Linked DNA regions of Homo sapiens: region 2 is linked to region 1. The links are chromatin loops, found by intact Hi-C in ENCODE. Cell type or tissue: endothelial cell of umbilical vein. All regions are shown on one strand. Each heading gives the region's core, and the rest is flanking DNA. Links, peaks and the distances in the headings are about the cores only.

Evidence for each region. A loop is a pair of places that touch in the nucleus more often than their neighbours do. Peaks named below come from ENCODE experiments on the same cell type or tissue, not always from the same donor. Only the 100,000 strongest peaks of a DNase experiment are listed, where the experiment ranks them.
Region 2: it touches region 1 in a loop (8-fold over the local background); 5 of 110 quality-filtered maps call a loop at or near these places.

What each region holds. Positions count from the first base shown.
Region 1 is chr15:101,171,514-101,181,468 of GRCh38, reverse strand. It overlaps CHSY1 (chondroitin sulfate synthase 1), which reads left to right. Exons shown (of 3, transcript NM_014918.5): 3 at 2,489-5,742. The coding sequence ends at 4,081. Among named protein-coding and RNA genes, the nearest start is that of LRRK1-AS1, 25 kb to the right of the region's middle. RefSeq lists enhancers at 1,165-1,774, 1,775-2,385, 6,272-7,158, 8,047-8,933. In endothelial cell of umbilical vein, for the core only: no CTCF peak of the experiment used is centred there; a DNase peak (open chromatin) is centred at 4,538; H3K27ac peaks cover 1,965 bases.
Region 2 is chr15:101,086,154-101,096,108 of GRCh38, reverse strand. The region is part of intron 1 of LRRK1-AS1 (LRRK1 antisense RNA 1); the gene reads left to right. Among named protein-coding and RNA genes, the nearest start is that of LRRK1-AS1, 61 kb to the left of the region's middle. RefSeq lists a silencer at 6,997-7,236. In endothelial cell of umbilical vein, for the core only: a CTCF peak has its summit at 7,155 (motif pointing left); DNase peaks (open chromatin) are centred at 4,328 and 7,118; H3K27ac peaks cover 1,277 bases.

The sequences.
Region 1 (9,955 bases), core at 976-8,975:
GCCAAATTAATGTGTGTTTACACTCTTGGAAATGGAGAGACCTTCCACAAACGATATTATGGTTCTTCGTGTTCATTGTTAAGAATTTGGAAATTATGAGCAGATGAAATGGAAACAATTTATACTTGAAACAAATACATGTAGAATCTCTGCCGGAATTGTCATCTAGCTTTTTATCTCACAGCAGACAGTCATGACTCTGCTAGCTCTCAGTTAGGCACATTGTGGGCTTGTGGGTCTCTGCCGTGGAAGAGCCTTCCTTACCATGAGATCCTCAGGTGCAGTCAGCGGTGGGGTCTGGTGGCCTGCGCAGTTACTTAAGTCACGTTACAAAGGCTGGCCTTGGTGGAACAGGAAGCATGGCTTCCCAGACCCTGGGAGCGTCTTCTGAGGCACCGTAGCAGGTCCTTGTAACTGCTGTGCCTCCGAGTGCCCCAACAGGATTGTAAAATGACTATATTTGCTTCAAGGTTTTATGGCCTGCAAATAACCTTTCTCAACCTTTCTTCTCTTTGAGTCCCCACATGACATTTGCCACCTTGTAGCCCTGCCGTTTGTACCCAAGAATCAGCCCAGCTAGAAAGTGAACAGTAAGGATGCTTTGGGCAGGAAGTGCATCAGGCTTCTTTTGTTGCGACCCACAGAAGGAGCAAAGTAAAAAGAGAGATAAGTTAACGTGGTTCATCCAAGCCTTGTGGCAGGGCCTTTATCTTCATGTTGTTTGTATCTGGCCCGCCCATCAGGGCTTGAAGGAGTCCCGGTGCCAGTCGCCTACTGCCTTCTCTCAGCAAGCCCCAGGTTACTTCTTTGCTTCAGTTTATTTAAAACAAGAATTTGAGATTTGCTTTCCTGTAGTTGATAGTAAAGTTGATAGTAGGTAGCAGAAGGGGCATGTAAAATTCCATATAAAGTGTGCCCTGTGTGCTGCATGGGGGTCAGAGTCGGAGTTTCTCCTCCTAGCCTAGGGAGGCCCTGCTTCCTACCCCCACAGAAAACCTCACCACCTTTTCTAATTAATTAGAAAAGTGTGCCACAGTGTGGGAGTGATTTCAGTGGTAAGTCCATGCGTGCACCTGCCATGTGGGGAGCATAAGCGGTGTGGGAAGGAAAGTTGGAAACAGCGGCGGCACTTTGGAGGACCTGTAATTCTGCTCTAATTCTTGCTCTAAGACCGGACTCACGGGTGCCCAGGAGGTAGAGGTTAGCCCTCATCAGACCCCAGCTCTGTGCGGGGCCTGGCAGGCATGCCAGCTCCCTGTTTACTTTTTACCTTATGAGAAAAAGAAGTAAGGTATAAAAGTGCCCATTTATATTTCTCTACTATTAAACGGTAGTTGCAGTGGCTCAGGAAAGAGTCAGCATATGATTGTCCAGAGGCAAATAAACCAGTCAGCCAGAATGCGTGTCATCCCTTACCAAGAGTTAGTCTTTAACAATATGAACAAAAAACAACCATGAACTTGAAAGAAACAGGACTAATTTACCAGATACCAACCTCAAATGCTTTCACTGAACATTTTTTGCAAACTATTACTCTGCATTCCAACATGCTTTGTAAAAACGTTCATCTCCTTGCCCAGATGTACTGAGGCATTAGGCACATTCCCTTCCTAACTTGAGGGAACCCATTTTGGCTGATGGCCCGTAAGCTTATGCTGTCCCAAAACCTGCGCCACGGGGCGGAGGCAGGGTTGGTGGAATGGTGAGCCCTGTGCGTCCTGCATGTTTCCCATCTGCCAGCATTTTCTGATCCCCCAGGCACCAAGCTCCGTGCTGGTGCCGGAGACCCCGTGCTGAGCAAGCAGGCCCGCTCCTGCCTCCACAGAAGACCTGGGAGAGGGGTACCTTCCTCGTACGCAGGAGGCCAGCAGCGTGAAGAGGGTTTTCAGCGTGTGCTTTTGCTTCCAGAGACCTCAGCAGAGCCTTGATTCATCCCTGCAGCATCCTCGCAGGGCCAGGCCGCCTCCTGCCTCTGATAGGCTTTCCCTTCCCTTAGCTCCCTGGAAGCAGGGTACTCCTTCGCTCAGGTTGTTTGCCTGGAGTTCTTCTGGCTCTCAGGAGGAAGTTTATTCCCACAGATAGAAGCCGCAGGATCTGCTATTCAGGTCTTCAGCCAGGGACGCATGACTCTGTGGGTCCCTTTCACAGGCGTAGTGGGACGGGGGTGGCTTTATCTTTCAGGCATGCTCCTGTGGTGCACTGTGATCTCAATTTTATATGTTTTCATTATGGGACAACTTTTTCATAATTCTGTTTGCCTGTGAAAGTATATTGGCCAACTTTGGTTATTAACCCTTACTTCCTTAAGCAGTTTCTATCTGTGAATTCTTCTAACCACATTGGACTGCTGTTGATCGGGCCTTATCTAGGGCCTTTTGTGTGCTGTGGTCCATTCAGAAACATTTCTAATATTTGCATTTTCTTTAGCATGTGCTGGCACTCAATCATACAATACTAAATTTGTGATCTCTTTTTTTTCCTGTAACAGATGCAGCAGCTTTTTTATGAGAATTACGAGCAGAACAAAAAGGGGTACATTAGAGATCTCCATAACAGTAAAATTCACCAAGCTATCACATTACACCCCAACAAAAACCCACCCTACCAGTACAGGCTCCACAGCTACATGCTGAGCCGCAAGATATCCGAGCTCCGCCATCGCACAATACAGCTGCACCGCGAAATTGTCCTGATGAGCAAATACAGCAACACAGAAATTCATAAAGAGGACCTCCAGCTGGGAATCCCTCCCTCCTTCATGAGGTTTCAGCCCCGCCAGCGAGAGGAGATTCTGGAATGGGAGTTTCTGACTGGAAAATACTTGTATTCGGCAGTTGACGGCCAGCCCCCTCGAAGAGGAATGGACTCCGCCCAGAGGGAAGCCTTGGACGACATTGTCATGCAGGTCATGGAGATGATCAATGCCAACGCCAAGACCAGAGGGCGCATCATTGACTTCAAAGAGATCCAGTACGGCTACCGCCGGGTGAACCCCATGTATGGGGCTGAGTACATCCTGGACCTGCTGCTTCTGTACAAAAAGCACAAAGGGAAGAAAATGACGGTCCCTGTGAGGAGGCACGCGTATTTACAGCAGACTTTCAGCAAAATCCAGTTTGTGGAGCATGAGGAGCTGGATGCACAAGAGTTGGCCAAGAGAATCAATCAGGAATCTGGATCCTTGTCCTTTCTCTCAAACTCCCTGAAGAAGCTCGTCCCCTTTCAGCTCCCTGGGTCGAAGAGTGAGCACAAAGAACCCAAAGATAAAAAGATAAACATACTGATTCCTTTGTCTGGGCGTTTCGACATGTTTGTGAGATTTATGGGAAACTTTGAGAAGACGTGTCTTATCCCCAATCAGAACGTCAAGCTCGTGGTTCTGCTTTTCAATTCTGACTCCAACCCTGACAAGGCCAAACAAGTTGAACTGATGAGAGATTACCGCATTAAGTACCCTAAAGCCGACATGCAGATTTTGCCTGTGTCTGGAGAGTTTTCAAGAGCCCTGGCCCTGGAAGTAGGATCCTCCCAGTTTAACAATGAATCTTTGCTCTTCTTCTGCGACGTCGACCTCGTGTTTACTACAGAATTCCTTCAGCGATGTCGAGCAAATACAGTTCTGGGCCAACAAATATATTTTCCAATCATCTTCAGCCAGTATGACCCAAAGATTGTTTATAGTGGGAAAGTTCCCAGTGACAACCATTTTGCCTTTACTCAGAAAACTGGCTTCTGGAGAAACTATGGGTTTGGCATCACGTGTATTTATAAGGGAGATCTTGTCCGAGTGGGTGGCTTTGATGTTTCCATCCAAGGCTGGGGGCTGGAGGATGTGGACCTTTTCAACAAGGTTGTCCAGGCAGGTTTGAAGACGTTTAGGAGCCAGGAAGTAGGAGTAGTCCACGTCCACCATCCTGTCTTTTGTGATCCCAATCTTGACCCCAAACAGTACAAAATGTGCTTGGGGTCCAAAGCATCGACCTATGGGTCCACCCAGCAGCTGGCTGAGATGTGGCTGGAAAAAAATGATCCAAGTTACAGTAAAAGCAGCAATAATAATGGCTCAGTGAGGACAGCCTAATGTCCAGCTTTGCTGGAAAAGACGTTTTTAATTATCTAATTTATTTTTCAAAAATTTTTTGTATGATCAGTTTTTGAAGTCCGTATACAAGGATATATTTTACAAGTGGTTTTCTTACATAGGACTCCTTTAAGATTGAGCTTTCTGAACAAGAAGGTGATCAGTGTTTGCCTTTGAACACATCTTCTTGCTGAACATTATGTAGCAGACCTGCTTAACTTTGACTTGAAATGTACCTGATGAACAAAACTTTTTTAAAAAAATGTTTTCTTTTGAGACCCTTTGCTCCAGTCCTATGGCAGAAAACGTGAACATTCCTGCAAAGTATTATTGTAACAAAACACTGTAACTCTGGTAAATGTTCTGTTGTGATTGTTAACATTCCACAGATTCTACCTTTTGTGTTTTGTTTTTTTTTTTTACAATTGTTTTAAAGCCATTTCATGTTCCAGTTGTAAGATAAGGAAATGTGATAATAGCTGTTTCATCATTGTCTTCAGGAGAGCTTTCCAGAGTTGATCATTTCCTCTCATGGTACTCTGCTCAGCATGGCCACGTAGGTTTTTTGTTTGTTTTGTTTTGTTCTTTTTTTGAGACGGAGTCTCACTCTGTTACCCAGGCTGGAATGCAGTGGCGCAATCTTGGCTCACTTTAACCTCCACTTCCCTGGTTCAAGCAATTCCCCTGCCTTTGCCTCCCGAGTAGCTGGGATTACAGGCACACACCACCACGCCCAGCTAGTTTTTTTGTATTTTTAGTAGAGACGGGGTTTCACCATGCAAGCCCAGCTGGCCACGTAGGTTTTAAAGCAAGGGGCGTGAAGAAGGCACAGTGAGGTATGTGGCTGTTCTCGTGGTAGTTCATTCGGCCTAAATAGACCTGGCATTAAATTTCAAGAAGGATTTGGCATTTTCTCTTCTTGACCCTTCTCTTTAAAGGGTAAAATATTAATGTTTAGAATGACAAAGATGAATTATTACAATAAATCTGATGTACACAGACTGAAACATACACACATACACCCTAATCAAAACGTTGGGGAAAAATGTATTTGGTTTTGTTCCTTTCATCCTGTCTGTGTTATGTGGGTGGAGATGGTTTTCATTCTTTCATTACTGTTTTGTTTTATCCTTTGTATCTGAAATACCTTTAATTTATTTAATATCTGTTGTTCAGAGCTCTGCCATTTCTTGAGTACCTGTTAGTTAGTATTATTTATGTGTATCGGGAGTGTGTTTAGTCTGTTTTATTTGCAGTAAACCGATCTCCAAAGATTTCCTTTTGGAAACGCTTTTTCCCCTCCTTAATTTTTATATTCCTTACTGTTTTACTAAATATTAAGTGTTCTTTGACAATTTTGGTGCTCATGTGTTTTGGGGACAAAAGTGAAATGAATCTGTCATTATACCAGAAAGTTAAATTCTCAGATCAAATGTGCCTTAATAAATTTGTTTTCATTTAGATTTCAAACAGTGATAGACTTGCCATTTTAATACACGTCATTGGAGGGCTGCGTATTTGTAAATAGCCTGATGCTCATTTGGAAAAATAAACCAGTGAACAATATTTTTCTATTGTACTTTTCGAACCATTTTGTCTCATTATTCCTGTTTTAGCTGAAGAATTGTATTACATTTGGAGAGTAAAAAACTTAAACACGATTCATAAAGTTTTTCAAGTTATTTGAGGGAAATGCTTCTGTGGACCGCAGCTTGGGAGTGAAACGAAACCCGGTTTCAAGTGCTTCCTTCCGTTTTTTCCTCAGATGAGCTCGTCCTTGTTCCTCATCAACTCGCTGACCCCACGTTCTTCAAAACAAAGGTCTTCAAACCGGGCCTGGGCCGCGTCTGGCTCCTGGATAGAAATGTCCCCTCCCAGGCCCCATAGAACCTGCATTTTAACAACTGCCTGGCGTGGGGCTGTGGCACAACTTGGGGTTCCAGGATCAATCTAGTTAGAGGATAAATCAGCACAGTTGCAATATAACCCAAGAGTCAAAAGAAGTGAGATCTTTGATGCCAAGGTAGCAAGCTCGTGTGGGCAAGCATTGCCCCCGGGATAGGTATATTTACAGTGTAATGACAGTTAAGTCCCAGCATAATGACATTGCGCTCACAGCAAGAATTGCCGTAATTCAGCCTAATTGCCATTTACTCTGTGGGAGTGTTTAGTTTTTTCTTGGAGAAAAAGCAGAGACATTTTTATTCTTCGATAAGGAAGAGCATAATATGCATCTTCATGACAAAGTATTATAAACGCTTTCCTATTTACCATAGTGACAAACTGGGGGGATTTGGGACGTGGTGTGAGTGACACGTTTGAGTGTGCGTCCAGAATTTCAATGACCCTTGGTGAAACCTGCCATTTCCTTCCCTGCTCCCACTCCTGATCAGGTCTGTCCCTCTTCCTGATAGCAGTGTTGGTGTTCATGGAAGTACTGCCTCCCTTCCAGGCTCCGTTTCCAGAAACGCGGCCGGACCCCTCTAGCTCCCCGCCCTGGCAGTGGCGTGTCTGCACTCCGCGTGCTGGCCTCCAGGTTCCACTCTCCTCCGTCACCTGGTGCTGTTCTTTTGCCCAGAGGGTGGACTCGGCAGTTCCACAGGCACCCGGGCCCTCCTCAGCCTGGCTGCTGTCCCTGCGTCTATCATCCCCCGTTCCACAGGGCACCTCCTCCAGCCGCTGCGCCCCAAGTCGTGGGGGCATCCGTGTCTGCGGCCCTGCCACACACTTTCCCTCCCTCTGGACAACCTGACTGTTTCCCAGGACGCAGCTAAAACACCCCACTGTCCGCTCCGCTGCCACCCTGGACCCTTCTGTGGGATGTGACACAGCTGGGCCTCCTTCTGTGACCATGTGGCAGTATCTGTCTCACTAGAGCCCCTCAAGGAGGCCTGGGGCTCTTGTTCCCGCCCGTCCCCTGGCGTGTTGGGAACCACACTGCCCTACTCCCTCGAGCGCCCTCTCCACATGTGCCTCCTGCCAAAGGCGTGCCCTCCCATCCTCCGCACTGAGTACTCCTGCCAGTGCACAGGCTGAGACCTGCAGCCCCTGCTGGGCCTGGAACTGATCCCTTCCCCCTGAATCTCTGGAGGCTTCCTGCTTAACCCTTCCACTGTGGCTTCCTGCTTTGTGACTCCTGTGGACAGTATGTTAAAATCGTGCCGTGTAATATGGCTGAAGAAGAGGAGAAGGGTACAATCACAAAAGCATGAAGGGGAACCTCCCTCCTTCCTCCCAGCACCAGCTCAGGACTTCCCACAAACGGCCACCAAGTTTGTCCTGGCCAGGAAGGCAGAGCTGTAGGCATAGATGCATAGACAACATTTTTGAACTTTGCACACAAATGAGGGAATTCCTTCTCTCTTGGGCATGAGGACCCTGGCGGGGAGCCTCAGGGCAGAAGATGGATGTGGCTTCATGACCCAGTGAAGTGTGTGGGGAGAGGTTGCCAGTGGGATCCCGGCTTTGTGGTTGGATGCCAGGGACCCTGCATGGAATGGAACCAGGAGAGCCTTATGGGGCAGACAGCACTGGCAGACTAGGGGAACCTGCAGCTTGCTTCCAGAAGGTGGGTCAACTTCCCTGCACTGCTGTTCTGGGCTGGGATGAGACCGGAGCGTGGATGTGGACCTAGCATCCCAAGGCCTTCTGTGGAGACGCCACGTGTCACAAGGTCATGAGACGGTCCCTCTTTGCTGCAAAAGCAGGCAGGCCTCAGGAGCCAAGGTGGAACATTCCCTCCACTCCGGGATGTGAGGGCCAGGGAGGAGGGCGCTTGTAAACTCACAGCTTGGGCCCTTTGACAGTTCAGATAATGGAAGGAACTCTGACCCTCGGATGTCTCATCTTATTCCCGCCCCAGCCCCAACACGCCTTCATGGCCCTGCTGATGAGTTATTGATTCCTATAGGCAAAGTGTCTGAGCCCCTCCCTGCTATTTCACAAAGGCATCAAAGCCTAGGCCCTGACTGAGCCCAGAAGTGGACACGGGTTTCTTTCCCCCCAGCCCAGCAGGCTCAGAGCGCTCACTGGCCATCTACATAGCAGTTGACCTGAGCAAAATGATTGTCATATTTGCCTCCTTGCCATGCACTTGAAGGATCACCTAGAGGTCTGGGTGTTCCTGCAGCCACCTCCATTCACTACTCAGTGTGTTCACCGAGTCAAATGTACACACTAGTGAGTTGCCAGCACCACACTCCATCTCGTAAGGACAACACTTAGGTTATGGGAACCAGCGGCTTTCAGAGGCATTCTCCCTGCTGTTAGGGTCTCGTTTCTCAAGACCCATCCTCCAGGAAGGTGACACACCTGCCTACTGCACTGAGGGGCGCCTGCTCTGCCAGGCCCCAGGTGGCAAGGTTTCCTCTTGTGCCCTCATCACGGAGGAAGCCAAGGGCCAGCCCTCCCTGTGCCTGCACAGACGCCCGCCCTGGGGAATTAGGCTGCATTACTGCCGTATAACTTGCTGTAATCTCTGCTGCAAAGGAGCTTATGTGCTTCAGCTGGAGGCGGGGTGGTCTGTCAGCTCAAGCGGCTGCACAGGGCTGCTACCTGCCGCGGTGGGCCCCGCTGTGCTTGCTAAACCCTTGAAAGATGGCCCCTTCTGTCCTGCTTGAAATGAAAATGCTTGCACCAAATCTTCTTAGTCTAACTTGTTATAAATGCAACGATAATGTAAAGGTTACAATGCAATGGATCAAATTACAGTAACTCATTTCGAATGGCTTCCAGTAGAAAGCAGATGCTTCAGAGTTCGGTTTGGTTTTCTGCAGGGGTGTAGGGGTGAGGGAGGGGGTGTAGATTTTCACCGGAAACGATCGCGTCAAACAGATTAGGGGCTGGCTTGTCATCAGTGCAGTTAAACCACTTAATGTCTTTTGTCAGATATTTCTTCATATGTTTAATTTACCATTCATGATGTTTCAGTGATGAGGGTCTTCATTTCTTACTAATACAGGCAAAAATGAAATGTCCTTTAAAGAACATTCTAGCTACATTTCCTTTAAAACTGTAAGAGTAGTCGGTTATGCCTGACCGCTTTTTAATGAGAAAATATAATAAGAAATTGATCAAATCACTTAATAGCAAAGTGGTTGGGCAAGCTCTGGAAAATGCTTAAATGAAGCTGGCTTATCTGTAATGAATTTCTCTCCATCACAATTAAGTCGGCGATGCTCCCAGGCTGCCGCTGCCCCCTTCCCCTCGCCAGCTTGCCACGACTCATCCCCTTGGTTCACGCCACAGCCCTCCGCATGCCTCGCTCGCTGCTCCACGTGTGACCCTACTGGAGAAAAGAAATGCTTCTAGCCAAGCCTTAGGGCTACCTTCAGATTCATTCATTCTGAATTAAGTTTGGGTTGAGTTTTAGGCAAAAGCTCAGAAAGGGGAATCTCATTTATAGCCTCAGAAGCCCTGGGCACACCCCGAGGTCTGAAGCTAGAAACGAATCATTTCTAAAAGTGCACTTTCAAATGATCCCATTAGTGTTGTGAAGGAAGCATTTTGGATATTGTTGGGGGTTTTTTGTTTTGTTTTTGTTTTTGTTTTTTTCTAGAGAGAGTCTCCCTCTGTTGCCCAGGCTGGAGTGCAGTGGTGCAATCTCGGCTCACTGCAACCTCCACCTCCCAGGATCAGGCGATTCTCGTGCCTCAGCCTCCCAAGTAGCTGGGACCACAGGCATGTGCCACCACTCCAGGTTAATTTTTCATATTTTTATGAAAATGAGATGAGGTTTCACTATGTTGAAACCCTCTACGGGATAGAGATGGGGTTTCACTATGTTGGCCGGGCTGGTCTTGAACTCCTGGCCTCAAGTGATGGATCTGCCTCAACCTCCGAAAGTGCTGGGATTACAGGCATGAGCCACTGCAC
Region 2 (9,955 bases), core at 1,142-9,141, 86 kb after region 1:
GATGGGATCTTTGCTGTGGGTCTTGGCTTCATCAGTAGATGGGATCTTTGCTGTGGGTCTTGGATTCATCAGTAGATGGGATCTTTGTTGTGGGTCTTTGCTTCATCGGTAGATGGGATCTTTGCTGTGGGTCTTGGCTTCATCGGTAGATGGGATCTTTGCTGTGGGTCTTTGCTTCATCGGTAGATGGGATCTTTGCTGTGGGTCTTTGCTTCATCGGCAGATGGGATCTTTGCTGTGGGTCTTTGCTTCATCAGTAGATGGGATCTTTGCTGTGGGTCTTGGCTTCATCAGTAGATGGGATCTTTGCTGTGGGTCTTGGCTTCATCAGTAGATGGGATCTTTGCTGTGGGTCTGCAGAAAATGCCCTAATCAAGTGAAGGAAACAACAGCTAAAATGTTCTCTTCTCCTACTCTGCCTCTATCTATTGAGAGGTTCGGGTCATCTAGTTTTTCCTACTCTACTAAGCTAACGTAGTGAGTCTTACTGTCAAGCAAGTCTTGCTTACCTGGGATTAAATGCTACTTGGTCATGATGGGTTATTCCTTTACTATGCTACTTGATTTGATTTGCTAATATATTAAAATATTTGCATACATGATCATTAGTGTGCTCTCTTTTCGTTTTGGAATTAACCTTATATTATCCTGCAAAATACGTTAATTCACTTTCTAGATTGTTGTATGCTCCAAAGTAGTTTACCTAACATGATAATTACCTATCTTTGAAGGTTAAGCAAAAAGTGTCCCGGGTGCTGTGGCTCACGCCTGTAATCTCAGCACTTTGGGAGGCGAAGGTGGGTGGATCATGAGGCCAGGAGTTCAAGACCAGGCCGGTCAAGATGGTGAAACCCTGTCTCTACTAAAAATACAAAACAATTAGCCAGGCTTGGCAGCAGGCGCCTGTAATCCCAGCTACTTGGGAGGCTGAGGCAGAGAATTGCTTGAACCTGGGAGGTGGAGGTTGCAGTGAGCCAAGATCATTCCACTGTACTCCAGCCTGGGCAACAGAGCAAGACTCCATCTCAAATAAATAAATAAATAAAAGTCTATAAAAACAGCTGGGCCCAGGCATTTAAAAAAATGTTCGGTCTTCTAGTTTAGTCTTTTATTGTCTATGCAAATTCTTTGGCTATTGAACTATCCAAGCTTTCTCTTTTTAAGCTTTTGGGGAATAGGTTGCAATACATTTCTTGTCTACTGTTTCTCTTAGTGTTTTCTAATTCTAACCCACTGTTTTTGGAATTTCTATTAGATGGTTTTGCAACTTCTGCATCTATCCTCCATGCACCTTCACATTTCCTTCACAGTTTTCGTGCTGTTTTCCTTGTGTGCTACATTCTGAACAGGACTTTGGCTTCAAACTCCAGAAACTTGCTCTTCAGGGGGCTCCACTTTTCTCCTTGGCTTTCTTGAGTTTTCCTTTTAACAATCATATGTTTAACAATCATATGTTAAGGTCTTTAGTTGGTTCCTTTTTTTTTTTAACAGTGGCCTGATCTTTATTTCTCCAAATACATTAATAGACTTTTTTTTTTTTTTTTGAGATAGGGTCTCACTCTCTTGCCTAGGCTGGAGTGCAGTGGTGCAATCTCAGCTCATTGCAACCTCCACCTCCCAGGTTCAAGTGATTCTCATGCCTCAGCCTTCCAAGTAGCTAGGATTACAGGTGTCCCCACTATGCCTGGCTAAATTGTGTATTTTTAGGAGAGACAGGGTTTCACCATGTTGGCCAGGCTGGCCTCGAATTCCTAGCCTCAAGTGATCTACCCACCTCGGCCTCCCAAAGTGCCGGGATTACAGGTGTGAGCCACCATGCCCGACCAACATACTTCTTTTAAAATCTCCATTTCTTTGTAATAAGAACTCACTTTCTTTAGGTGGTTTAGCTGTTGAGTTTGGTGACTCTCTCTCGCTGTGGGTTTTCCTCAGCTGTTTGTAGTGTCTTCGTTAAGCGCTCATCTTAGAGGGGGAGGTTTCCTGTTGACGCATCTGTAAGTGATGTATCTATTTACCCTCAGCAATTGCAGGTGAGAGGCAAGAATGCGTCGCCAGGTAGGCTGGGCCCGGGTGGTCTTCTGGATGCAGGCCCTTAGCACCTAACGGTCACTTGCAGCCCTGTTCTCTCGCTTGTACCTGCTCCCACTGAACTGGAAGCAGCCACCATTTCCAGAATTTGGAGCTATGGTTTCCTGATTCTCACTAATCCCAGCTGCTTCATAACTTCTGGACCACTGAAAGTATCCTGTTCTGGTTATCTGTTGCTGAGTAAGGAATCACTCTTAAAGGTAATGGCTTAAAACAACCATTTTATTCTCATTTCTCATGGCTCCTGAGGGTTGATGGGTTTGGCTGCGCAGGTCCTGTTCCGATGCCCTCCTTTTATGGGCCTGCAGCCAGACTGGTTGGGCGCTGCTTATCCGGGCATCAGATGGAACACCTGCCTGTGTCACCTCCATGTGGCTTGGGCTGTCTCATAGCATGGAGTCTGAGTGTCAATAATAAGCTCGCCCAGAGGGCCAGGCAGAAATGGAATCGGCCTTTCTGACCCAGCTAGTCACGTGGCATCACTTTTGTGTAGTCACTGGCCCACCAGGGTTCCAGGAGAGGAAGGAGAGACCCCAACTCTGGATAGGAGGAGCGTCTGAGCCCCTTGGTAGAAAAGCCATGTGGGATGAAAGGTCTTGTGGTAGCCATCTTGGAAAATGCAAGATCTGTCGCAACCACCTTTCCCCAGCACTGCCAGGAATTAACTTATTTTCTTAAACACCTTTTCTGCATTTTTTAAGAACTTAGGGGCAGGATCATGGAGCCAAAGCTTAGGCTCACCAGTCTTCTTGAGGTGATCTCACCTCATGGCTTATTTAATTTGTACTATTCCCCGCTATTCTATCTTGCAGTTTGTGCCATCTCATCCTCATGTACTCAGCTGGTGTTCCACACAGAAACCCCCTGGGGCCAGCGTGCATGATGTAGGCTTGAGGTGGAGGCTGCCCTCCTGGCCTTGTCGGACACAGCCTGGAAGCGGGGCCCAGTCACAGCGACAGTCATGGACTCCGAGGGTCCCCTGCCAGCTCTGTAGACCCTCTGCCTCCTAAGGCTCTCTGCGACTGCCGTGATCTACAGTTGGGAGTGCTCCAGGGAGTTCTCATGTGTGCTCCTCCACACGCAAGAGGCACTGCCTCTCGGGCGCCGATGTAGAATGGCTGGTGGGAATGGCTCGGTCCACTCTGAATGATCTCTCTCTTCTTAAAACCTGAGCATGGGTGCCCATGGCCTGCCCTCGGCCTGTCCAGTAGGCAGGGTGGGCACAGCACAGCAGTGCCTGGCTGCCCTGTCTCCCTCCTCTCACTGAGTCCTCCTGCAGGTGCACACTAGTGAGCTGCCCCACCGTCCTTCAGACTGGAGGTGCCTGAGAGAAGGGGCAGGCACAGGGGGATTGGAGGCCGTGCTAGTCAGGCTGGGTGAAGCAGCGGGGCTTGAGGAGGGCACCGCAGCCCTGTGAAGCTGAATCAGGACCTGGGAGCCACCTAGGCCTGGACCCCACAATGGAGACTGGGGAGTTAGGAGATGGCTGTGGTCCCTGCTCATCTCACTGGATGCCCAAGTGAGATGCTTAGGAGTTAAATGGACAGAGCCTCCAGCTGGGGCCAATGCTGAGAAGGCCTCTCCGGAGGGGGAATTTGCTTTCTTTTGCAACAAGGGAAGCTTGAATTCTGCCGTAAGGATCTCCATTCCTCACCAAGAAGTCTGGAGTCATGCCACACACAGCTGGATCAGCGCTGCCTTTTGGTCTGATGTGACAGTGGTTAAACTTGTGTGACAATGAGAAATCATGACAAACGACTTCCTTAATGTCAAAGTTTCCTAACTTTTCAGGGAAGAGAAAATAGGGCAACTGCATCATATTGCGGACAGTGAACTCGGATCTTTTAACTTCATTCCTACACCAAAGTTGCTGATTGAGGGAAATGGACAGGAATCGGCCTGACCCTTGGGTCTTGGGTATAGACAGGACAGGGCTGTCTGCCGAGAAGTGAGGCAGGAGCCGAGCAGGGATGTTTTGGAATCGGCGAGGGTGTCTGAACACCATCAGCTCTGCCTGCATCTGCTCCTCAGGCTGTCTGCAAGTAGCACCGTGTCCTGGAGCAGCATGTTAAAAAGCTGAGTTGGTTCAGGCTTTTGAAAAATCAAAACAAGACAAACGTCCACCCCCGTGATGAACAACAACTTTTTCCCAGGCTTGCAAGCGCTGCGGCCGGGTTGCCCTGGCAACGACACATTTTGGATCGGCCGCTTCCCTGGGCCTTCCTTTCCCATGTGCACAATGGGGATGGGAGAAGGTCAAGGTCATTTCCGGCTGCACATTCTGGGAGGCAAACCCATACCTCGGAGGCCTCTCTCCTGCCCTTTAGTCCCTGGCTGGCATCTCAGCAGGGAGAATAAAGGCGTCTGTGTTGTGGCTTCCTGGAGCCTCTTCCTTGGAAACAGATAGTCTGATAGGCAATGATGGCAGCTGCTGACTGCTTATGGCCTGGCTGCTGCTGGCCATGTGGGCCTCTGGAGCGGGGGGCCTTGTCAAGGCTCCCCAGACCCACTTCCACAGCCACAGGACCTGCCTGCAGTCTCTTTCCCTTTTCCTGGAAACTTCTGTCCCTTTGTCTACTCCCGATGAGTCAGAGTAGCCGATGGAGAGGAGTGCAGAGCCCAGGCCAGAAACAAGTGGCAAAGGCAAGGTGTGTCTCCTCTCTAAGGTCGCTAGGCCACAGCAGCAGTGGTTTTCGTTTGGGCCTGACAAGGAGCCGGTGCTGTAGTCACCCATGACTCTGGAGGCCCTGTTCATCCATCAGGCCTGGAAACACCAGCAGGACTGGCCAATCCGCCCCAGAGCTCAGCCAGCACGGACAGTCAGTCTTGGCCAGCAGCACCTTCCTCAGGCCTGAGAAGAAGAGGCCAGGTCTGCCTTGCACAAGCTGCAAACTTTGGTTCCCTGCACACCAGGCAGAGGGGGCTGCCCTGCCAGAGGCAGCTCCCACATCCCCTGAGCCTGAGTCATTACCTGCTAAAGAGGGGACAGCTCTTCAAAAGACCTGTGGCCTCCTGGGTCCCGGCAGCATCCGTGAAAGTGAAAAGAGCAGAATGTTGGTTGGCACAGTTTTCTGAATCTCTCCCTGGGCCATCTGTTCCAGTTACTGCTGTTTTCTAACAAAGCACCCCAAAACTTAGCGGCTTACCACAGCCATCTTCCCATACTCCTGGTTCTGCAGGTCTGGAAGTTGCACAGAGCACAGGAGGGCTGACTTGCTTCCATCCTGTAAAGTCTGAGGCCTCCACTGCAAAGACTCCACAGCTGAGAGGGACCCAACAGCTGGAACCATCTGAAGATGTCATCTCTCATGTTTCCCCCACATGATGCTGGCTGTTGGTGCGACCTCAGCCCAGGCTGTTGGCCACAACAGCCTCTGCATGTGGCTTGGGCTTCCTCAGAGCATGGCGGCCTCATCACAGTCAGACTTCTTGACTACAGGCTCAGGGCTCCAGAGGTGAGTGTCTGCTTCATTGCCTTTCCTACTGAGCTTTGGCAGTTATGCTGCATCATTTCCACCATATTCTATTTGTAACAAGCAAGTCACAAGCTCCCCCCAAATACAAGGGGAAGGGACACAGACTCCACTTGTTGATGGGAGGGGTGACAGGATGGGAGGTACTGTTGTGGCCGTCTTTGGAGAACATAATCGGACACGCCACTCTCCTGGCCTTCCTTCCCACTCTGCCCCAGCCACGATCCAGCTGCACAGACAGCCTTAATCAGGCCCTTCCAGTACCTTCTTCTCTTCCTAACAGCTGCTGGACAGGTCCTCCACAGGCCCAATAGTGAGCTGGGCCACCAAGGCATGGGGGAGGCCCCTCCATTTCTGCCTTTTTCACCATGGCTGGGGAAAGGGGCAAGCTCAGGGTTAACTGGAGTCCACAGGGTCATTCAGTTTGATGGAGTGCCCCAGGCTGTCCTGGGGCCTGGCCTGCCTCCCTCGCTGTCTGTGCCTGTTCATGTGGCTTTTGGTTTTGTGTTTCTTGGCTTGTGAGTTGTGGTTCCGGAATGAGGGGAGCCAGGCAGAGCCTCACCCTGGAACCAAGCAGTGGGGGGTCCTGAGAGCCCCCCCGGGAGCCCAGAGCTTCCTCTGTGGATGGTCTCCCCTCTGTGGCTCCAGTTTAGGGGACTTGGGACAGAACCTTTTGCCATCCCCTGCCCTATTTGTATTAGGGGCAGGCTGTTCTTGGTGGAATACAGTTTCTGTGTGGCTGACACAAGTGTGAACTGCTGACTTGCCTTTTGTGGCTGAGTTCTGAGGAGTTTTGCTGAGAACAGCGCAAGGGTTAGTAGGTCCCAGCTGTGAGAGCTGAGGGACTGCTGTAGTTGTAGAAGCTGCTTTTGTCAAGAGACTCTCTCAGGAAAAATGTTCTCTGGATTTCCAGACCCTTTTCTACTCTTTCCCCTATTCCCAATGTACCCCTGGCCCGCAGACCCCCCAAATTCCCTAGTGTGGACACAGAGCCCTACTCTGCCACCAGGCCTGCACCTGGCCGCGGGTCCAGATGCCAGAGACATTAAAGCATGTGTGCGTGCACACACACACAAACACACACCTACACACACATGCACACACATGAACACACACAAACACACGAACACAACACACATACACATACACACACATATGCACACACAAACACGAACACACACACACATACATATGCGTGCACATAGAGAACAGAGTATTCATGAGCCTGTAGTACATGCAAAAAAGCCAAGTTACGTTTTTAAAACTTTTCTATTGCACCAGAAATACAAGATGCCGCCTAGAACGTTGGGAGAAGAAGGTCCGCCCCGCAGCCGGCCCCCAGGCGGGCCCGCTTGTTTGGGCCTCTGCCTGCCCGCCGGGGGTGTCTGTATTTACATTCGTCCACACCCGCCACAAGGGTTCCTTTTTCCCCACGTGGCATCGTACTTGGGAATACTTGGTAAAGCAAACTCATCAAGCCCACAAACTCTTCTCAGAGGGCGCAGGAGCCCCGGGGCAGCCATTTCTCGGCGGGCTGGTGCCCCGTCGCGGCGGGAGGACGGCGTCCGGCTGCTCGGAGCGGGGCGCACCCTGGCGGCGGGCGAGGGAACTGCTCCTGCCCGCGGGTTGCATGGGGGCAGGTGCCCTCAGGAATAGGCTGGAGAGGTTGGCACGGCTCTCTGCTCTCCCGGGCTTCAGTGAGGGAGAGGAGCTGTTACATTTTGGCAAACAGCAGACCTTTCTTTCCCAAGCCCCCGGCTTCTAGCCACCATGGTTGACCGAGTTCTTTCTCTGCTGTAGGAGAAACAGGGCCCAGCCCCCGGCTTTGCCCAAGGGTCCCCCTGGCCCTCCTTCCCCGTCACTGCCTGGGAGTTAGTGATGACTGGGGAGGATTGGTTTTTGGGAGAGGGGCTGCAATGAGGAGTGTCACATTTTCTGAAGCGACAAGGAAGCCTCTGCACCCAGACCCTCACGTTCGTTCCCCCATCCAGTGTCCACCTGCCTGTCTCCCTCTAGCAAGTAAGTCCTCCCAGCCCAGCCCCTGACTTTGATGCAATCCCTCCCTGAGAACTGAGAGGGGCAAGTGCCCTGCCTTGAGCGATGGGAGTTCCTCTGTAGGGCCTTGTCACTTGGGGGATGGCAGGCCCCTCGCTGCTGGTTCCTGTTCCTGTCCCTGTGCTGGGGACAGCTGTGTGCAGCTGAAGAGAATTTTCAGGCCAAGCCTGAGGTTCAGGGTCTACTCCCTGACTGGAACAGAAGTAGACAGCACAAAAGACGTTACACTGGCCCTGAGCATGCCAAGGTCAGGAGGGTGGGGTTGGTGGGGGACCATGGATAGTCCCCAAGAACATTGACAGGAAAGACCTGGAGGCCCTTATGCACCTGAACTGTACTTCAGGAGCCAGGGTGGGGGCTGCAGCATCTTCCCTGATGCGTGCTCTCCGCAGTGGGGATCTGTCTATGCATACACCCTTACAACTTGCTGTTCCAGGCTGTCATCCCTGATTATTTTCCATCTCTGTCATTGAGGAAACAAGAATCTAAGAGGCATAGGATCTTGCCCTGGGTCTGGCAGCTGGCAATTGGCAGAGGGAGGATTCGAACCTGGGCCTGTATTTCCAAATCCCACCCTCAACACCACATTGAGGAACAGCCCCTTGAGGCTGAGCTCTGGCAATTCCTTTAGTCCTCAGTGTGGCCTCGAGGGAGAGGTTTGGAGCGAAGCCCTGGGCCTTTAGCTTTTGGGGTTTCCAGGACCCAGCAGAGGCCCAATTCCTGGCTGCCCCTGCTTGTACTCAGGGGTCTTGGGGTCTTTGGTCTTGAGGCCCCCATGGCCTCCATTGTGATGGAACCTAGTAGTTTGTGGCACACAGCCATTGGTTCTTCATCAACCAAGGAGGCAGGGCATGGAGGAGCCGCAGGTCCCAGGAGAGAGGAGGTGGCTGTGGGTCACCCAGCCAGGAGGTGCTGGAGGGAGTGCGAGCCCCATTTTCTGACCCTGACCCCAGCTGCCCCGCTTCATATTGCACTACCCAGTGTGTCTCTGTTCTCTTAGGTCCGACCTCTGAACGTAAGAGTGAATGAAAGGGAAACCAATAACGGGAAACTCAAAGGACAGGGGCCTCTGGGGTGGGCAGACCAGTAGCTGGAAGGGGTCCAGCCCTGATTCCTGAGATCGCCTCAGCCTTGTGCAGGCCCCACTGATGGGCAGGCTGGGCTCCAGCCATTGTCTGCTCCACGGCTCCATTGCGGAGCAGAAACCTTGCACCGAGGGCAAAAACACCTAGTGTGCCTTAGATCCAGTTTAAACCTTTTTGATAAAGAAAGTCCAGATAAAGAGTTCATTCACTTCCCCTTCTCCAGCTGCACTTGATCTGAGGCTTTGGTGACCCGATGCCGCTATTTCAGAGGGAGAAATGTTTTCTAGTTCCTTCCACCTCATTGTCAGCTGAAGCTCCCCCCAGCCCCCACCCTCTTCCTCCCCTCCTTCTCCTCTGTCTCCAGACCAGGGGAGAAGTTGTGCTGCTTGAGGGCAGGGTTGACGGGGATGCCTTGGCTGGACTTGGAGATGGAGGATTGAGTCTCGGTGGGAGAGATGTCGCCTGGCACGCAGCACATCCCAGAGGCCACTTTGGAGGAAGGGAAGAGGTCAGCTCCTGGTGCTCATGTGGTGGAAGCCACAACCACCTCGCAGAGCCTTCTCGGGTCTGCGTAGTGACGGGTGTGTGCTTGGAGGGCCAGGCAGGCTCTCCAGAGTGTGCAGAAAAGTGCCTCCTGGAGATTCTGCACACGCCCAGCCCGCCACACTCACATGAGTGAGACCGGGACTGGGCAGCTCCTAGATGACACCAACGACGGGACAAGCCAGAGCCTGGGAGGAAATGAATGCAGGATCCAAAACGGCGGCTGCCGTCCGAGTCGGCAGAACGAGGTTTCTGAGCGGGCTCCGGGCTGAGCGGCGGCAGATCCTCGCTCCCCGGGCCTCAGCGCTGTCGCGCATGCGGTTGAACGGCGGAGCCGCGGCCGCGCAGGCGCCGGAGGCCGTGGGAGGTGACATAGCTGCAGGGGGAGCTGGGGAAGAGCCGCGCAGGCGCCGGAGGAGGCCGGGGTAGGTGACGTAGCTGCAGGGGGAGCTGGGGAAGAGCCGCGCAGGCGCCGGAGGAGGCCGTGGGAGGTGACGTAGCTGCAGGGGGAGCTGGGGAAGAGCCGCGCAGGCGCCGGAGGAGGCCGTGGGAGGTGACGTAGCTGCAGGGGGAGCTGGGGAAGAGCCGCGCAGGCGCCGGAGGAGGCCGTGGGAGGTGACGTAGCTGCAGGGGGAGCTGGGGAAGAGCCGCGCAGGCGCCGGAGGAGGCCGTGGGAGGTGACGTAGCTGCAGGGGGAGCTGGGGAAGAGCC